Linked DNA regions of Homo sapiens: region 1 is linked to region 2. A link is an interaction called in ENCODE POLR2A ChIA-PET data of the cell type or tissue named here. Cell type or tissue: A673. All regions are shown on one strand. Each heading gives the region's core, and the rest is flanking DNA. Links, peaks and the distances in the headings are about the cores only.

The links. ChIA-PET counts read pairs that join two places held together with the same protein. Peaks named below come from ENCODE experiments on the same cell type or tissue, not always from the same donor. Only the 100,000 strongest peaks of a DNase experiment are listed, where the experiment ranks them.
Region 1: POLR2A ChIA-PET joins it to region 2 with 10 read pairs; 1 of 35 experiments calls an interaction of 5 or more read pairs at or near these places.

What each region holds. Positions count from the first base shown.
Region 1 is chr14:97,164,013-97,169,395 of GRCh38, reverse strand. No RefSeq gene overlaps it. Among named protein-coding and RNA genes, the nearest start is that of LINC02304, 12 kb to the right of the region's middle. In A673, for the core only: a CTCF peak has its summit at 5,141 (motif pointing left); a DNase peak (open chromatin) is centred at 5,155; H3K27ac peaks cover 3,192 bases.
Region 2 is chr14:97,232,358-97,237,740 of GRCh38, reverse strand. No RefSeq gene overlaps it. Among named protein-coding and RNA genes, the nearest start is that of LINC02304, 80 kb to the right of the region's middle. In A673, for the core only: no CTCF peak of the experiment used is centred there; DNase peaks (open chromatin) are centred at 1,830, 2,170, 4,080 and 4,204; H3K4me3 peaks cover 413 bases; H3K27ac peaks cover 4,901 bases.

The DNA.
Region 1 (5,383 bases), core at 184-5,183, 68 kb after region 2:
GTTCAACCAATCGATTGATGTATGTATATGAGTTCTTGTTAAAGTTAGTGGAAACCTACTCTGCCTGCTTTTTGCAACAAAGGGAGTGGGGGCAGGCTATTGGAAGAAGGCAAGGGGTGGACAGATTTGATGGGAGGCTGAGGACCAGGCTTGTGTAGGACTACGCTGGCACAGGAGCAGAGACAGCATTGGCAACCTAGCATGGCCCACTCCAACTGCCACCAAGTCCACAAAGCTGGCATCTGGGAGTTTGCGTCTCATGGGCTGAGCCAAGGTCATGAGCCTGTCCCCTTGCTGTACCACCAAGCTGGTGGGAGAAGGACCTGAGCTCCTTGGTGTGGGAGGACAGGCAGCAGAAGGAGGGGGTCACCCAGGACTGGTCTCCTCCTGGGTCCGTGTAGAAGCCAGAATTTTTCCCAAAGGGAGAGAAGGGTGAGATGATGCCAAGCGGCTAAAAGATAAAGAATATTCCTCTAATCTGCCCCCTCTGACACTCCTATGGCCCTTTTGATTTTGTGTACTTGGTATCTACCCTAAATAAAGAAGGCCTCGTAGGAAAAAGAAATGGGGGCACCACTGAGAATGTATAGGATCTCATCCATGAGTTAACCCTGCGGTCTTTAGCAGTTGAAGCTTGACTGCCCCAGAAATCCGTAAAAGGCAGCTGCTGCTACAGGCATTCAACTTTATGGCTCTGGCCTCGTAAGTGTGGGACCACTGTCACTTTTCCTTGCTTCTGCAATGAGATTCTTCCCTTTACTCAGTAATCTTTAAAGTATGTATATAATATTGCATAAAAGCCATTATATGTGCACAACTTAGAGTCTGAAACCTTTTGTGGAATATTACATCAAAAATGTTTTACTGAGTCACTGAAACTCTCTTTAACACCGTCATTCATTCATTGATTCTTCCATTGGCCTGCTCATTCACTAGGTTAGTAGTCAGTCATTTGGCAAACACACTCTGAGCACCTGCTCTGTACCAGCCTCTGCTAGGTGCTGGGACATGGTGAAGGACAAGGGGGATCCCCTGCTCTGAAGGAGCTGAAAGTCTAGGAAAAGATGCAGACATGCCATTTGTGAAATGATAACACAGGGTGGCAGAAGCCCTGATGGGAGGTTCTAAGGTGCCCTGAAGGTGCACAGGAGGGCTTCTAACCCTTGGGCTTTTTGCCGGGAGGTGGGTTCAGGTGGGTTAGGATGAGAAAATCCTTCCTAGAGGAAAGGGCATCTCAGCTGAGACCTAAAGGACAATAAGAGCTTGCCAGGTGAGTCATGTCTTTTTTTTTTAATTATACTTTAAGTTTTAGGGTACATGTGCACTACGTGCAGGTTTGTTACATATGTATACATGTGCCATGTTGGTGTGCTGCACCCATTAACTAGTCATTTACATTAGGTATATCTCCTAATGCTATCCCTCCCCCTCCCTCTCCCCCCACCCCACAACAGGCCTCAGTGTGTGATATTCCCCTTCTTGTGTCCATGTGTTCTCATTGTTCAATTCCCACCTATGAGTGAGAATATGCGGTGTTTGGTTTTTTGTCCTTGTGATAGTTTGCTGAGAATGATGGTTTCCAGCTTCATCCATGTCCCTACAAAGGACATGAACTCATCCTTTTTTATGGCTGCATAGTATTCCATGGTGTATATGTGCCACATTTTCTTAATCCAGTCTATCATTGATGGACATTTGGGTCGGTTCCAAGTCTTTGCTATTGTGAATAATGCTGCAATAAACATACGTGTGCATGTGTCTTTATTTTTTTTTATTTTTTATTTTTTTGTTAAAACTAAAGGATACTACAATTTTTTTAATTTATTATTATTATACTTTAAGTTTTAGGGTACATGTGCACAATGTGCAGGCTAGTTACATATGTATACATGTGCCATGCTGGTGCGCTGCACCCACTAACTCGTCATCTAGCATTAGGTATATCTCCTAATGCTATCCCTCCCCCCTCCCCCCACCCCACAACAGTCCCCAGAGTGTGATGTTCCCCTTCCTGTGTCCATGTGTTCTCATTGTTCAGTTCCCACCTATGAGTGAGAATATGCGGTGTTTGGTTTTTTGTTCTTGCCATAGTTTACTGAGAATGATGATTTCCAATTTCATCCATGTCCCTACAAAGGACATGAACTCATCATTTTTTATGGCTGCATAGTATTCCATGGTGTATATGAGCCACATTTTCTTAATCCAGTCTATCATTGTTGGACATTTGGGTTGGTTCCAAGTCTTTGCTATTGTGAATAATGCCTCAATAAACATACGTGTGCATGTGTCTTTATAGCAGCATGATTTATAGTCCTTTGGGTATATACCCAGTAATGGGATGGCTGGGTCAAGTGGTATTTCTAGTTCTAGATCCCTGAGGAATCACCACACTGATTTCCACAATGGTTGAACTAGTTTACAGTCCCACCAACAGTGTAAAAGTGTTCCTATTTCTCCACATCCTCTCAAGCACCTGATGTTTCCTGACTTTTTAATGATCACCATTCTAACTGGTGTGAGATGGTATCTCATTGTGGTTTTGATTTGCATTTCTCTGATGGCCAGTAATGATGAGCATTTTTTCATATGTCTTTTGGCTGCATAAATGTCTTCTCCAGGTGAGTCATTTCTAGTGACAGCAACGTCATCTCCTGGCGAGGGTTTGCAAGCAGAGGTGTGATGCGATCACCATGGCCGTTTATAAAGATGACTCTGCCGCCAGCGGCGTCTGCTATAAGCAGGGGAGTCACCACAAATGGGGATTAACTGGCCTGAGTGAGACTAAAAGCACATTTGATTAAAGCCAGTAAGGCTCCAGAATTTCTACATGGGAGGGGCTGGGGGTGCCTATCTGCTTGGAAGAGAGGACTGGGGACCTGGTTTTAAAGCTGAAGTGCTGTAATCAACTCACAGTGTATTCTTATATCTTTTTCTGGGGTGGCCTGGGGGCTACAGTACTGAGAGAGTTGGAAGAGGAAAGAAAAGCCCCCCAAGCCACGCCTTCCAATTAAAATAGATTCTTCCGTCATCACTAAAAAAAAATTAAATAAATGAATACGGCCAGACGTGGTGGCTCACGCCTGTAATCTCAGCACTTTGGGAAGCTGAGGCGGGCAGATCACGAGGTCAAGAGATCGAGACCATTCTGGCCAACATGGTGAAACCCCGTCTCTACTAAAAATTCAAAAATTAGCTGGGTGTGATGGTGTGCGCCTGTAGTCCCAGCTACTCGGGAGGGTGAGGCAGGAGAATCGCTTGAACCCGGGAGGCAGAGGTTGTAGTGAACCAAGACCATGCCACTGCACTCCAGCCTGGCAACAGAGTGAGACTCCGTCTCAAAAATAATAATAATAATACTATAATAAAAATAAAAAATAAATGAATACAAGGGATGAGTTAGCTCCTTTGCACCAGAACAGAGAACAGTTAGGACATGGCCAGTGAAGCAGAGTGTACCCTTCTGATAGGGCTACCAGGTTAAATTCAGGAGGCCCAGTTAAATTTGAATTTCAGATACACACAAATAATGTTTATAAGTATGTCCCAAATGTCATATTATTTGTTGTCTATCTGAAATTCTAATTTAACTGGGAGTCCTATAGCTTTCTTTGCTAAATCTGGCCACCCTACCTTCTGAACTGTCTCCAGATGGAACATTTCTGCTCCCCAGGATGCCACTCTGCAACTAGAAGGCATGGCTTTCTGTCCATGGAGGTCTCTCCGTCTCCAGCTCAGCCAGAACCAGCTTTGGACATTTTCTGGCTAAGGCATTCCAGGGGAGTTATTCATGGAACTGCACTTCCCTGGAGCTTGAGTCCTTCTGGGGGCTTCATTTTTCCTTCAAGGCATTGAAAAGCTGGGCGAGGGGACCTCCCATTGCTTTTGAGACTGTTTGGTTGACAGAGCCAAGAAGAAAAGAAAGGGAAATAATCTGCAAAAGGAATTTTGGAAGAAATAAAATGTCGGTAGGGGAAGGTTTTCCATGGCAATCTAGAATGACCCAGGAGCTGACCCAGCACGTCCTGCAGCCCTGCCACCACCACCACCAACCTGGTGATGAGCTTAAGGACAATTGCAAAGCATAGGACAAACCATTCGCCCACCTCCCTGCCTCCAGGGACCCCAGCTCCCATCATTACCATGGCCTGACATGATTTTTCCTCCCTACTCCCACTCATTGCTCCTCGACCGGGTCCTCAGCAAGGAAAAACTGGATTCAGACAACCTGGAGTCTAACTCCCCACTCTCTCACTGACTACAGTGGGGGCAAGTTAATTGTCCTTCCTAGTGCAGGCAACAAACAGGCTTAAACAAGCTAATGCAGACAAGCCCTAAAGGACAACGGTGTGTGCCTTGTTCCTCCTGGCAGGGCCATGCCTAGCAGGGTGTCCAATTCATAGTAGATGCTCAATAAATCTTCCCTGTGTCTGAACCTGGAATGAGGAAATGCTGGGCTCCGTGGTCTGTGCTATTCTGATTATAAGGAGAAATAAATGGGCTTTTCTGAAACAGCAGACACTATTCACTACTAAATTCACTTTAAAGCCCACCAGGAAAAAAAAAGGGGGCCTCTCCATCCCTTATCACCACTGAGGAAAGAGATAAGGCTTATACCCAGAATGAATTCAGGCTTATATTTATGTAGAGAAGTAATCACACCATCAAAGCTGAACAAGAAAGTGAAAGGGTGTTAAGACAAATGAATTTAAAAGCACACAATACCAGTCCCTGATTTGCTTTCCCAGGCAATGAAATATTTCAGAAGATTAAAAATGGTTATGTAACACCCAGAATCCACATTGTCAAAAAGATTTGTAACTCAATGTTTTCCTACCCAGGTACCAAATGAAAGAGTTTCATCTTGGGTTTGATCCTGGCAATTTTTTTTAAAGATATAAAATATATTGAAATATTTAAATTGTTTGTCAGATGTAAACTTGCCCATGTCCTGACACTTTTAAAATATATCGTGGCTTCAAACATCACTTCTCCTGATAGGATTTTTTAAGTTGTTTTATAATGCATTAATAGTGAAGATCAGAATCCGAAAGACTACTGTATTTGTAATGTTCACTTTTTTTTTTTTTCCCCTCATCCCCTATAATTTCCAGAATGTAATTCTGCCCCCAGCTGGTTAAAACATCTCTGACATCAGAGAGAAATGGGAAACTTCTAAATGTCTCCATTCATCGGGGACCTTCATCGGGGGAGGACAAGGGCATTTGGCTTGCACAGCTAACAATCGCCTTCGGGAATGAGGTTCCCTCAACTCTGGAAGGCTGTGTTTGTTTGTCAGAGGCAAGTACGCACTATTTCTCTTTATACAAGCAAGGAAACCTAAAAAGAGGGGAATGCATTTCAGAAAGACCCAGGTTTGCTC
Region 2 (5,383 bases), core at 268-5,267:
TTCTTAAATTATTATATACCCGACCCAGGGCTATGACCCTGTCTTAAAATTATATTTTAAAGACTATGTATGGAGCATGGGAACTACTCACGACTTCATAAAGACTAAATGCAAAGACTAGGACAAAAAGCCAATTTCACATTTGTAATAATTATATTATAGATGAACACAGCAGAAAAAAAAGAAAACACCTAGAAGGAACACAATCAGAACGTTTAATTATCTTGGTTTACAGATAGTTTTAATTTTTTTCCTTATACTCTCCTGTATTTTTTGCTAGTATTCTCTAATAAACTTTACCAGTTTCCAATAAGAAGAAGAAAGATATGATTTTAAAAATAAGCACTGAAGAGTCATCTTGTGGTCAAAGGCAGAGCGCTGAGCTAGACTCCCCACATCTCCCCAACAGCTTGTTTTCTCCAGGATGACAAGAATCTATGGACTCTTCCCACTTAGGCGCGCCCTAACGCAGGGCCCTTTTCTGTTCCTTGTCATTTTCGTTCTCCTAACTCCTTGTTCACCTCCCACCACTCGCTCCTAATGTCGGCTCTTTATTTCTGGACTCTGACACTCCCTTCCTCACTCCCCCTTTTTCCCTGGGCTCAAGTCCAATTCTGAGCCTAATCTTGCCCTGCTGGGGAACCCAGAGTCAGGTGTCTGCAAGTCTCTATTAGGACATGGGGTATGGTGGGCAGCAGGCATATGGAGGGCATAAGCTGCCCATCGCGGAGCTCCTCCATGCCTGGCCTCGCCAGCCACTCATGTCCAGACACCTTCATCCATAGTCACCAAGGCCCACGTCATTAGATCTGACCTCAGGCCACTCCTCACAGTGAAGATCAAGACATGGGAAGTGAGCTAATTTGCCATAGGACTTTGGGCTGACCCATATCAAAAAAACAGAGAGAGAGATATGAATGGCAGCCACAGAGAGGACAGATGGAGTTCTGGTGTTTGCGCCATGAGATTTGCTGATGGGCAGGTGCCCATCAAGTGCTGCTCCTGGGAACTGGAAATAAGAGTGAGGCCTCACGAGAAGGCACCAGAAGGCAGAGGCTGGCCAGTAGTGCTTGGGTTGGAGACAGAGGCCATGCTCTGTCACCTCCTCACTGTGGGCCTGAGTAAGCGACCAGCTTCTCTGGACCTCAGACTCATTATATGTAAAGCAGGGATAATATCTTCCTAGTCCGCCTTATGTTGTACTCAAATAACATTTATTGAGCACCTGCTGTGTACCAGAGATTTCTCTAGGTGCACCGCATAGGACAGCAGTGGGCTGAACAAGCAATGGCCCTATGCTCACAGAGCTGACACTGTCGAGGAGAAGAGTGACGATGAGCACACAGATGGACACATAGACCACATAGAAGTGTGTCCCAAGGAATGACACGCGCTACGAATTAAACCACAGCCAGGGAGAGAAAAAGGGGTGAGTGCCACCTTAGGGCATCAGGGAAGACCTCTCTGCAAAAATGATGCTGAGCAAAGGCTCAAATTAAGCCAGAGATGAGCAGTGGGGTTTTCTGCAGAGACTCTCCCAAGGCTAAGAGCAAAGGCTTGGGGATGAAGGCGCATGCCTGTGCCTTTGAAAAGCAGGGAGGAAGGGGCCAGGTGTAGTGGCTCACACCTGTAATCCCAGCACTTTGGGAGGCCAAAGCAGGCTGATCATGAGGTCAGGAGTTCGAGACCAGCCTGGCCAACATGATGAAGCCCCATTCCTACTAAAGGAAACTACAAAAATTAGCCAGGCTTGGTGGTGTGTGCCTGTAATCCCAGCTACTGGGGAGGCTGAGGCAAAAGGTTCACTTGAACCTGGGAGCTGGAGGTTGCAGTGAGCCGCAATCGTGCCATTGTACTCCAGCCTGGGCGATAGAGTGAGACTTCATCAAAAGAAAGAAAGAGAGAGAGAGAGAGAGAGAGAGAAAGGAAGGAAGGAAGGAAGGAAGGAAGGAAGGAAGGAAGGAAGGAAGGAAGGAAAGGAAGGAAGGAAAGGAAGGAAGGAAGGAAGGAAGGAAGGAAGGAAGGAAGGAAGAAAGAGAAAGAAAAAAAAGAAAAGGAAAAGCAGGGAGGACGTCTGAACAGCTGGACAGAGAGAGTGAGGGAAAAACAGGAAGGTGCAAGACCAGAAATGGTGGCAGTTTGGACTAGTGGGGGAGAATGCAGGAAGCAGTGGTGGGAAATGAAATAAGACAGGATAGATCTTGAAGGTAGAACAAAAAGAATGTGCTAATGAATTGGATCTGGCATGCAAGAGACAGCGAAGCATCGAGATATGTTTTGGTACAATTAAACAGTGTATGAGAAAGCAATTTACGAACTGTGAAGCACCAAACAGGAGTATGAGCACCAAGCAAAGGGCCTCATACACAGTAAACGCTCAGGGAAATTTCACTGAAAGATCAGTAGTGTCCCCTAAGTCACTAGGCTTGGGAGCTGATGTTTCAAACCTGTGCAGGAGTTTTCTGAACAACTTGTGATGCTGTTGTCTCAACCATAATGATGCCCATGTTTTACAGAAAGAATATGGAGGTCCAGAAGTTGAAAGCTAACCCAAGTAGCAGAGCCAGGATTTAACCCTTTTTGCCAAAAGAAGGATGGATAATGTGATCAGTTTAAGGTGGTGCAACAGGAAACAGGGACAGTTTCTTTTCATATTAAAAACTAAATCATTTGTAAAGAAATATTTTTTTCTCCCTTCTCTATAACCTCTTTCCTTCCTCTTATTTAGTACAGAAAAATAACACTGCAGCTAGTAGAAAAATCCCTGCCTGTAACCACTGGCATCTAGATTTCATTTTCCCTATCTACCCCACAAATCACAATCCATTTGCCTGTAAAAATTACTCTGAAAACTTCAATTTTCTCCCTTGTTTATTCCTCCCCATGTGCTAAGTTTGCATTACTTGCTGTTAATATAAATGGTTAAACCGTTCAGTTGACTTTTATTATCAATTGGTATTTATTGTGAATAAGCCTTCAGTTATTATGTTATTTAAAAAGCATGTGGTAATATTCTTCTGAAAAACAGCCCTACAGAATAGTTTATTAGTATATTAATTATATGACTTTTGATCCCCAGAACAAATGTAATGATAATGTGAAATATGTCAGCCTGGTTTGCCAAATGCAGAAGCCTGTGATGTTTCCCTGTCTTATGTGCCAATAATATAAATAAGTTTGTTTTGTTAGGCAGGCATCTAAACTAGCAAATTCCCTTCCAAATAGCCTTAATATTTATTGTAATGCCAAAGTAATGTCAACATTATTTACAGATTATGAAAAATAATTTAAGGCTTGAGCAAACTTGCTGTTGGACTATAACAAGTTTCCTAATCACAGAAATATTTATTGTGATGCAGTCAGCACACATACTACTGTTTCTGATAATAAGCAAATACGATTAAGTTTTAACTGTTTTAACTCTTGTCAAAATATTTTTCGGTAGGACTGGAATCTTCTGATGTACTGTAACACTATTGATTATATTGTGTAGTTGGTATAACCTCACCTTTTGTATCCAAAATTTTACGGTAAATTGTTAGCTTTCCGGAAGAGCAAATAAATCATTATACTAAATATAGGCTGTCAGTTCAGTACTTCACACAACCTAAAAAAATCAGCCGTCTTTTCTGTGCTTTTTGCAAAACTACTACTTTATTTAGCAACATATTAAAATAAAGACTTTTTGATTGGCTCAGGAGGAAACAAAGGAAGAGAAGCCTAGAGAGAAAACATGTTAAAACATTTAAAAACCATTTTTTTCAAGTACATGACACTTTATGTTAAAATGTTAAATGACCTCTGTTTAAATATTTTGGCCTTTGGAATGGTAGTTCAAGTATGGGGAAGATGTTCCCTATAAAACACCCGACGTGGCCTGTAAAATAACACCAGCGGGCTTATTTCCAATTCGGTTTGAAAGACTGTCTTCCCAACACTAAAGCAATCTGCCAGTGTCAGCCACATGTAAGAATATTTTGTTTCCAGCGAGGTGTTTTACGATGACTTGCTCAAGTCCACGGCTCTAGTATCTTTTCTTCCTTCCTTTGACTTTACCATAATTATTTTCATGTTTGTTTGTTTTGCTTTTTCAAACCTCCAGAGTCACATTCCTGAGCATATAGTTTTCATTTGGTTCAATTCTTAAGACAGTCCAACCTGTTCAATTTTAAAGATGTCTTAATTAGTCTAATCCTGATTGGGCTCCTTCCAAAGCTCCTGTTGGCAGAGTCCGATTTCAATTAACATTCCACTTTCATACTGCAAATGCCCTTGTTCAGACTTAAAAAAAAAAAAATGTGCTATTTTGGATGCCACCTCTCTTCAGCATTATTCTGCCTCAGAAATCATACCGCTCCCAAAATATTTCTAGACACCAGGCACAGAGGAGAGTTCTGGCAATTACTATTCTCTGAAGTTTTCAAGAAATATAATTCCGGCTGGGCTCAGTGGCTCACGCCTGTAATCCCAGCACTTTGGGAGGCTGAGGTAGGCAGATCACCTGAGGTCAGGAGTTCGAGACTAGCCTGGCCAATGTGGTAAAACCCCGTCTCTATTAAAAATACAAAAAAAAAATAGGGCATCATGGAGGGCAGCTATAATCCCAGCTACTCGGGAGGCTGAGGCATGAGAATGACTTGAACCCGGGAGGCAGAGGTTGCAGTGAGCCAAGATCACACCATTGCACTCCAGCCTGCGCAACAAGAGTGAAACTCTGTCTCAAAATAAATAAATAAATTAAATTAAATTAAATAGAGAGAAATATGACCCTGTTGATCAGCATCACACTGGCCATGATTGTGAGTTTTAAGAGGGCAAGGTGCACACATTCTTCCAAAATCAGGCATCAGATCCTTTCTTTAGTTGACATCAGAGAGTTTAAACCAAGGATGTGCTGACACAAATCTGGCCTAGATTACTGAAGACCTAGAGGATTGGGATTACGGACCTTCAAATACACAAATACTTCCAGTTCCCCATTAATCCTGTGAGGTAGGTGTTATTTGTTCCCATTTTATGGATGAAAATGTTTAGAATTTAGAGTGCTTGACTGACTTGTCCAAAACTTCAGAGCTAATCGGGAGCATGTGGGAGGAGACGTTCTTCCACTTGACCATACCAATGTGACAATGTTAAAAAAAAATCGAAAAGGTAAAACAGAAATACAGCAGAGCTATGTTCACTCACCAATAGCTGAAGGATGAGATATTGAATGTAAGCAAATGCTTTGGAGAACTTTGGCTGTTGGGGTCAATGCCAAAGCTGTTTTCCAGGAGGCCATTATCTATCTCTGTTCTTGAGCCAGGTGGCCTCAGTTGGAATTCTAGCTCCAGGAACCTGGACAAAGATACCTAACCTCTCTAGATGTCAGTTAACTCCTTAG